2 separate regions of the Homo sapiens genome follow, and region 2 is linked to region 1. A link is an interaction called in ENCODE POLR2A ChIA-PET data of the cell type or tissue named here. Cell type or tissue: K562. All regions are shown on one strand. Each heading gives the region's core, and the rest is flanking DNA. Links, peaks and the distances in the headings are about the cores only. Region 1 overlaps SDC3 (syndecan 3). Region 2 has its middle 15 kb from the start of LINC01778.

The links. ChIA-PET counts read pairs that join two places held together with the same protein. Peaks named below come from ENCODE experiments on the same cell type or tissue, not always from the same donor. Only the 100,000 strongest peaks of a DNase experiment are listed, where the experiment ranks them.
Region 2: POLR2A ChIA-PET joins it to region 1 with 5 read pairs; 14 of 35 experiments call an interaction of 5 or more read pairs at or near these places.

Annotation. Positions count from the first base shown.
Region 1 is chr1:30,901,029-30,905,414 of GRCh38, forward strand. All of the region lies in intron 1 of SDC3 (syndecan 3), which reads right to left. Among named protein-coding and RNA genes, the nearest start is that of SDC3, 5.5 kb to the right of the region's middle. In K562, for the core only: a CTCF peak has its summit at 2,492; DNase peaks (open chromatin) are centred at 1,308 and 2,563.
Region 2 is chr1:30,807,127-30,811,512 of GRCh38, forward strand. No RefSeq gene overlaps it. Among named protein-coding and RNA genes, the nearest start is that of LINC01778, 15 kb to the right of the region's middle. RefSeq lists an enhancer at 2,806-3,306. In K562, for the core only: no CTCF peak of the experiment used is centred there; DNase peaks (open chromatin) are centred at 1,930, 2,575, 3,225, 3,401 and 1 weaker place.

The DNA.
Region 1 (4,386 bases), core at 114-4,113:
GACAAGATCAGATGGGGCTCCAGGGTAGGAGAAGGGGCAAATGAACACCAGGCTCCACCAGCTCCTGGCTGTGTGTGCTTTGGCAGGTGGCCTAACATCTCTGAGCCTTCCTCTAAATAAGGGGAATCCCACCAGCCCCTCAAGAGTGGTGGGAGGCTCAGTGGGACCATCTAAGGCTGGAGAGCCAGCCCCAATCCATTGGCAAGGCCCCAGGCTGTGGCTGGGCCATCAGCTGTGGGATGTCAGGCTGTAGGGCTGGCCATCTCTCTAGGACTCTCCACCCCTGAGATCCTGCGTAAACATCAATAGTCACCTACTCTGGGCCAGGGCCCATGTGACAGACAGAACACAGCCGAGATGCTCCCTGGCTGGGAGGAAAATGGAAAGCACCCAGTCTCACCAAGTCCTGGGCTCAAGCTGCAAATAACAAGGCCTCTCTGGAGTTCCAGGAGTGGAAGGGCCTGAAGAGTCATCATGCAGGATGGACTGCAGGCTGCTCAACAGCTCTGGAGAACCAGCCCCCAGAAACTCAGCACCACGGACCCTAGAATGTGCTTCCTCTCATCTGGCTTAAGTCCTGCTGGCTCCAACTGGGAGTCCGGCCCTTGGTCTCCTTCTAAGGGTACCCCCACCCCCAGAGTTCTCCTTCAGGCCATCCATGATTATTCAAACTTAGTTCCCCCTCTCTCCAAAAGAAAACCCTGCTCCTCACCCCCAAGCAGTAGTTCTTCAGTAAGACCCAGAGAGGGACAGAAAAAGAACAAAAACCAAGGCAGGTGAATGGAAAAAAAACAAGATTTGCAGGAGCAGCCCGCTCCTTATTTACTTTAGTACTTTATTTACTTTATTACTTTATATTACTAATTCTCAAGCAACCCTGAGGTCCCATTTTAAAGAAGAGGAGACTGCGGGTTCAGAGAGGTTAGGTGAACTCACCAAGGTCACACAGCAGGAATGTGACAAAGCCAGGATTTCAACCCTGAATCAGCTGGCTCCAGGATCCCTACTCCTTCGATGACTTCAAGCTGCCCCCTCAGGCTTGGGACACCCCAAAACAGACATAGCACCAAGGCCAGGGGTGGGGAGAAGGCAGGCCTCAGCCAGCTGGGGCAACAGGGGTTGTAGAACCCTCTCCACCTGGTATAAAAGGCCAGCATAGGCGTTTCCTGCCCTCCACCCACAGCAGCCAGGTAAAAAAAGGGCCAGATCATTTGTTGGGGCCACCGCCACCCCCACTGCTGGGCCCTCAGCCATGGCCGCTCAGGCTCCCCCTGTAATCACGGCTTCCTGTTTGGCGCTGAGACTGGGCTTGGCCAGTGGGGGAGGGGAGTGGCTGCCCCTCTGGCCATGGCGGGAGGGGGGCCGGAAGTGAAGGCCACCAGGCCTCCTGGAATCTGGGGAGGCTGGGAGCCAAGGGGAGTGAGGGTGTGGGGGGTGCCATCAACAAATATTTACCAAGAGCCAGCCCGATGTTCCCAGGATGTGATGTTATGGAGGACAGAGGCCTGGAGGGGCCAGTGAGACAGGTCAGGAAGTCCAGGACCCTGCTCCCTGCTGGGACAGGGGTTTGGGGGGATGATGGGAGCAAGGGCCTGGGGCCTGGGCAGCTCCTGGCTCTGGCCACCCTGTCCCTTGAGACACAAAATCAAAGGGCTCCAAGCAGCTGGGCTGTAGTCCAGAGCCACAGTCCCTCGGTCCTGCCCAGATGTGGTGGTGGCAGTGCCTTGGCACTCAGACTGAAGGCCCGCCCGATGCAGCCCCCTGGCGCCTCCCAGCCCACGGGCACATGCCTTGCATGCAGCAGGACTCTGCCAGCCTCACTGTCCCCAACCCACCTACACAGGAAAGGACACAAGCCCCTGCCTGGGCTCCATAGCTCACAGTCCCGGCTTCCTTCATTCCTTTATTCCCTCATTCATTCATTCATTCCTTTGAATCATTCACTCGAGCCTGCACCAAGCACAGAGTGGTCCCTGGGGGTTCAGTGAGAAAACATGGCAGCCACGAGCCTGCCCAGGAAGCTCAAAGTCTATCAAGAAAGCACTGACATCACTCCTGACAGCTGGGGGACCCCCACCAAGTCACACCCCATCTCTAAGCCTCAATCACTATGAGGCCAGAGAGAATCTTGGCTGCAATGGGGCCAGTGCTCAGAGATGGAGCAGGAGGAACACGGATTTGGCCTCCACACACTTTCTAAGGGCCAGAGGGGGTTAAAGGCAGGCCTGGTCACCTCTGCAGACTCAGTCCCCAACACTGGGGGCATCTGGCACATATCAGGGCTTATGGTGGCTTTTTAGACCCCTCTCATCCTGAGATTCCAAACATTTCCCCTCTCCTGTGCCCTGACCACATGACCCAGACATAAACTCCCTTCCGCATACACATGTGTGGGCACACACACAAATGTACACATGCACGCACACACAATCTTGCTGACAGCCCTTCGCAGTTTATAAAGCTCTCTCTCCCCACCCCATACACCCCCAGTGGCCCTCAGAGTAGCTGCTTTTATGGGCTACAGAGCCTTGGGAGGCGGTAGATGAGGAAGAGCCCTGGCCAATCCCTCCCACAGGGTGAGACAGCATCACTGACCTCCAGGGCTGTGGGAGAATTAAGTGAGAAAAGATATGGGACCAACCCCCTTCCCAGCCCCACCCCGCCAGAAGAGCAGGCATTTACTAAACAGTAGCTAATGCAGACATAATCCAGGGGGTAGGGAGGCCCCAGAGAGGTAAAGCAGCTTGCCTAAGATCACACAGCAAGAGGGGGTAAATTTAGGACTGCAGCCCAGTCCCATTAGCCTGTCAGGCCCTGGCTCATACTAGCTCTGCCACTTCTGGCTGTGTGACTTTGAGTAAGTCACTGAGCCTCTCTGTGCCTCAGTTTTCTCCTCTGTAAAATGGGGGTTCTGGCTGGGGGTTGTGGCTCACAACTGTAATCCCAGCACTTTGCGGGGGCCGAGGTGGGAAGATCACTTGAGGTCAGGTGTTCGAGAACAGCCTGGGCAACATGGTGAAACCCCATCTCTACTAAAAATACAAAAATTAGGCAGGTGTGGTGTCAGGTGCCTGTAATCCCAGCTACTTGGGAGGCTGAGGTGGGAGAATCGCTTGTACTCAGGAGGCAGAGGTTGCAGTGAGCCAGGATCATACCACCACACTCCAGCCTTGGCGATAGAGACTCTGTCTCTAAATAAAATAAAATACTAAAATGAGGATTCTAATAATTCCTACATCAAAAAATTATTGTAAGGATGAAATAAGCCGATACATGTAAAGTGCTTGGTGGGCGGGGCTCTCGGTAAACATGACCTCTCTCTCCCACTTGGGATGAGCCCCCCCTCGCTCTCCCCACCACTGCCACCACTCCTGCTGCCCCGGACCCCCCAGGGACCCTATGCCCGCTTGTATGAGGTGGGAGGAGCCACTGGGTTTCAAAAGGCCATTTTTTTTGTTTTTTGTTTGTTGTTTTCTTTCACTTTTTTTTCCAGCACAGCTCACCTCGCACCAACCCCCAACACACTGAACTCACAGCTGGAGGCATTGTGCTCACTCCTCCCCAGAGAGCAGGAGGCTTCAGGTTCAAATCCCAGCCCTGCCTTGAGGATAGAGTCACAGCCCCCAGTAGTGATTCTAAAAGCCAAGTATTTGTTGCCCCCAGTTGACAGGTAAGAAAGCTGAGGGTCAGGGCAGGTTACAGCCTGCTACTGTCATGTGATGACCACTTTCATTGCTTAGCTCAAAACCCTCCTCCTCCAGGAAGCCTTCCCTGACCCCATCCATGCTCCCTCCCAGAAAGGTCCCATCTCCTGAGAGCTCACTACGTGGCAGGTGTGCTCGGTCTACTCAAGCAGCTCATTTCCAAGTCACAACATCCCTGTGAGGCTGACACCATTACTGTCCGCATTTTATAGACAAGGACTTTGAGACAGAAAGAAATCCCTCACTGGAAATCACACAGCAGGTGTCTGTCCCCAGAGCCCCTGGTACCTTGGGAGCTAACAGGCAGCATACAGCTGTGGTGTCCCTGTGCCTGTCCCCCAAATGCTGGAAGGGGAGATGGTTCACCCAAGAGCCTGGCCCAGAACAGCCCAGGGGCCCCCAACTTTCCATTTTTTTGGTGAGGACTATCTCATCCTGGAAACCCAAGGCTCACAGTCACCCAGGGGAGCCTGGAGGGGAGAAGAGCAGGGATGCTTGAAACAGGGTGAGGAAGGAACGGAAACCACCAGGCCTGGGGCTGAGCTTCAAAAGAATTCCCTACTAATTCCCCCACCCCACCCCACCCCCACCCCCACCCCCATCCGTACTCTCTCTCTCTCACAAACACACACACACACACACACACACACACACACGTCTCCCACCCTTCCACTCCCCACCC
Region 2 (4,386 bases), core at 131-4,130, 94 kb before region 1:
AGGCTCGGAGCGCCTAAGGTTCAGTGCCCTCCCCAAGGTCACACGGCTGGTGAGAGGCTGGGTCGGGACCAGAATGAGAGCTGGCTGACTCCCGACCTCGGGTCCTAGCTGCAGGCTAGGAGTGAGGTCGGGTTGGGGGTAAATAATCCGGGGCGAGGCGACAGGGCCGCGCTGGGTGGGGCAGAACCCGAGCCTGGGGGCCTCACGGAGACACCCGCCCCTGTCCAGCCAGCGGATCCGGACTGTGGGATGCTTCCCACCCCGCCCCCGCCCCGGGCCGCCGCCCGCCGCCCCTCGCCGGGGTTAAGCTCCAGCTTAGCGGGTCCCAAGGGCTCCCCGGGGCGCGCCCCGGAAGCCGCAGCCGCGCATTTCATTATTGCCTTGGCCGTGGCCTCGGGTGCCTTCCCGGAGCCTCTCCGTCTTCTCCCCACTCAAATATCACCTCCCCGGGGACATCTCTTCATTTCTTCCTCCCCTCGCTGCGCTCTGCGGAGCCGGGCATCCTGCCAGGCCCTGCCTCGGGCCCTGCGCTTGGCCCGGGGAGGCCTCTCAGTAAACAGGCAATTACCCCGTGCAAAGTGTGCCCTTCAGTAATAAGATTAATGAAAATAATAGCTCACATTCGTGCCATGCTTCCAGTAGTCACTGTGAAGAAAGCTCTACATAAATTAACTCATGCAGACCCCCCACAACCCTCCGAGGAAGTACTCTACTGGACAGACAGGGCAACTGAGGCCCGAGGCCATGCTCTATTAAATGGCGCATGCCCACGCAGGGGACATTTCCAGAGTCATCCATGCTGAAGAAAAAAGGACAGCTGTCATTTCGAAGAACGTGCTTCATTTTTTAACCTCACCACCCTCTGAGTACCAAAGAAAGTTAAACCCTCTTTTTCACCTATTAAATCAGGAGGGAGATATAACCAGAGTGATTGCCACTCCATCTTCTCAGGAGGTGGGGGAGGGGGAAGCTGGGCCTTGAATCTGGAGCTAAACTTTCTGCCAAAGCCCCTGCATGCCTCCAGGTCACAAGCCTCCCTGTGCCACAGGAGCACAGACAGGGAGGTATCAGGACAGGCTCCCTAGAAGAGGTGATATTTGAACTGGGTCTTGAAGGATGCGTAGGAGTTGCCTACGCACATGCAAAGGTCAGAAGCCCTGGGGACAAGTCCTGATTATCCCTCTTAACTGCTGGGTGACTTTTACTCTCCTCCTCACTTAGCCTCAGTTTCTTTATCTGCCAAGTGGAAATAATCGTCCTGAGGTTGTCAAGATTGCATGAGATTATGGAAGTAAAAGTGCTTGGTGAGCTGTCACTGTGGGGGAGGAGGAGGGTTGCTGGAGCACTGACCACCTGCTGCCTGGAATGCAGCTCTTCATGGAAATGACTCCTCTGCTCATGAAAAATAAGATGAATGATACCCTGTTCTATCAGGAAACTGAGGCCCAGTGGCCCTGTGAGATTAAAGAACTTGACCAAGATCACACAGCAGAAACTGGAAGGGTCAGGCCAGGTGTGGTGGCTCACACCTGTAATCCCAGCATTTTGGGAGGCTGAGGCAGGTGGATCACCTGAGGTCAGGAGTTTGAGACCAGCATGGCCAACACGGCAAAACCCCGTCTCTACTAAAAATACAAACATTAGCTGGGTATGGTGGTACAGGCCTGTAATCCCAGCTACTCAGAAGGCTGAAGCAGGAGAATCACTTGAACCCAGGAGGCGGAGGTTACAGTGAGACGAGATTGTGCCACTGCACTCCAGCCTGGGCAACAGAGCGAGACTATCTCAAAAAAAAAAAAAAAAAGAAAGAAAGAAAGAAAGAAAAGAAAAAGAAACTGGAAGAGTCAGGATTTGAGCTAAGATTCATGTGACTGCAAAGATATGGCTTCACTGTTTCAGCTCTCATGATGACCTCATATACCATTGGGTTGACCCATCACCACCTTTCCCTTGTCATTGCACACTGAAGCAGTGTTGTTTTGCATTCTTATAAATAACATTCAACTGGACATCTTTGTGCACAGACTTTTTCCATAGTTTATATTATTTCCCTAGGACAGATCCTCAAATAAGATTACTGGTTCCAGAAATAGGAACATTTTTATGGCTTTCAATAAATATTTTCCAGTTGCTTTCAAAGGGGTTCCCAATTCGCAGTTCCACCTGCAGCGTATAAGAGAGACATTTCACTAGATCCTCACCAGTTACTTTTTTTTAATCCCCTAAATGTACAAGATGACAGTGGTATTGCATAGGTGTGCTGGCTTTATTGTTATTATTACCAATGAAGCTGAGTGTTTTTAAGGGCTGGAAAGAGGGTCTGTATCAGAAGTCACGGGACCCCTGAGAGAGACCTGGAGTCGATATGAAGGCACTCGGAGTAGAGAGCATTCGTTTCTGGTGGAGAAAATGAACGCATGGCCAGGACAGTCGGAGGTTGCTCTTTCTGGAGCACTCTTTCTGGGCTTCTCATGAGATGGCCAGTTCTTATCCTTCAGCTGTCAGCTCAAATCAAACATCAGCTTCCAAGAGAGGCCCCCCAACCCGCACCGTCTAAAGGGGCCACCTACCAGGCTCTCTCTGAGTCATTATCTTCGGAGCACTCAGCATACTTGAAGTGCTTATTCATTCATTTCCTGGCCTGTTTTCTGCCTCTGCCTCTAGAACACGAGCCCTTGAGAGCAGGGATCTTTCTGCTTCAACTTCTAATGAATTTCCATTGCCTAGGACAACGCTTTTCATTAATTAATTAAGTGTTTCCATGTGTGGGTCATCTTGCCGGCCAGCAGTGCTATTGCTGTCTGCATCACATTCCAGAGATGGAACAGGCCTCTTTTCCTGCATCCCCAAGTCTGCCTCCAACACCCTTACCCAGGGCACGTGTGCACATAGCTGACTCTCATGAAGTTTAGGGCCACAAGAAGTCTTTACACCATCATAGCACTCAGCCCGCCTTCCCCGCATTCAGGGCTCTGCTTCCTTAGAACTCAACCTCCCTCTCCTCTCTTACCAACCTCTGGAGACCCACAAAATATTCCTGCTCCACCAAAGGCCACCCACTCCAGGTCCCCTGTGGAGCCGCAGCTCCGGAAAACCTGCAAAGGCTCTGGAATATCCATTGTCCCCCTTGTCTCCCACTGGGTTCTGTGCAGCAAAGGAAGTTGTGCAGAATTTTATCTCCCTGAGACATGAATTACACCACCACCCCCCATCCTCTGCCTTAGAAGCAGAGTGGGAAGTGGAACAGACTGTTTGGGTTTTTAATAATACATTTTTTTCTCTCTATTCTCAAACCATGTCAGTCTACAGTAACCATCCCATGGTAGTATTTCTCCCTTGGAGCCTCCAAGGAGTCTCTTGGGTGCACAGAAGCTGTCTCTCTGGTTTCCAATGGCAGGTGCGACCTTCCTCCTTGTCAGTTCCCCCATGGGCAAGGCCCCAGTGACTTGCTGGAAGCCACTGGGGAGGCTCCGTTGCCAATGCCACCAAGATCACCAGCTGGTACTTCCTTGGGTGAGCGTGAGTTGGGATGACAGCCTCCTCAGGGGCCCCCGGGAAAGGAGTTCTGTTGGGTTCAAATGAGTTTCCCTATTCCAAAGGAGAAATGACTGTTACTTTTAAAATACAGATTGACCCGGATGAGTGGTTAAAATTGCAAGGCAAAGCGAAGAAGTGATTCGGCGCTAATGAGTATTGATTACAGAGAGGAAGCTGGTTAATTGAGTGAGTTGGTAAGTTGGTTGCCAGGGTAACATCTCACTTGGAATAACATCATCCTCACAGTGGGCACATACTGCATCTGGGTAGAGACTAGACTGAGAAGATGAAACATCAAAATGTTGGAAAGTACTGGAGAAAGGAAGTTTAAAGTCTTCCCCGACATAACCAAGGCTATTTTCCTTCTACCAAGAAGATATCCGCACACGAGCCTGAGAACAGAGCCTCTCTCTGCGTTCCATCCATCGTGCGTAGATGCAGGAGAGAAAGCTGAGGCACCGGTCTGTGGTCAATACGCAAGCAGCACATCACCTTTCCACTAGCTAGAAATGGTGGGCGTGGGAGGAAGGAACCATTTTCCTGAGGTTTGAATGAAAAGCCAAGCTTTATTTGCATAGACAGTAATAACAGTTGAGCTTAGAAGAAAAGGGACAGTGTCTGCCTAAGGTTTACATTTCCTCACATTTTGCTTTATGTTTGACCATATTAAAGCTGAAAATAGGCTATTAGAAAGACCAGAGCAAAACTGATGTCCCCATCTAGTAAATATTCAGAACTTTAAGGCAGGTGGTTTCTTTACTAACTTTGCTGTTTTTGTCTTATTGATATAGCCTTAGCCTTCCTTCATCCTCAATTATCTTTACTCTATTATATTCATATAATTTGGTA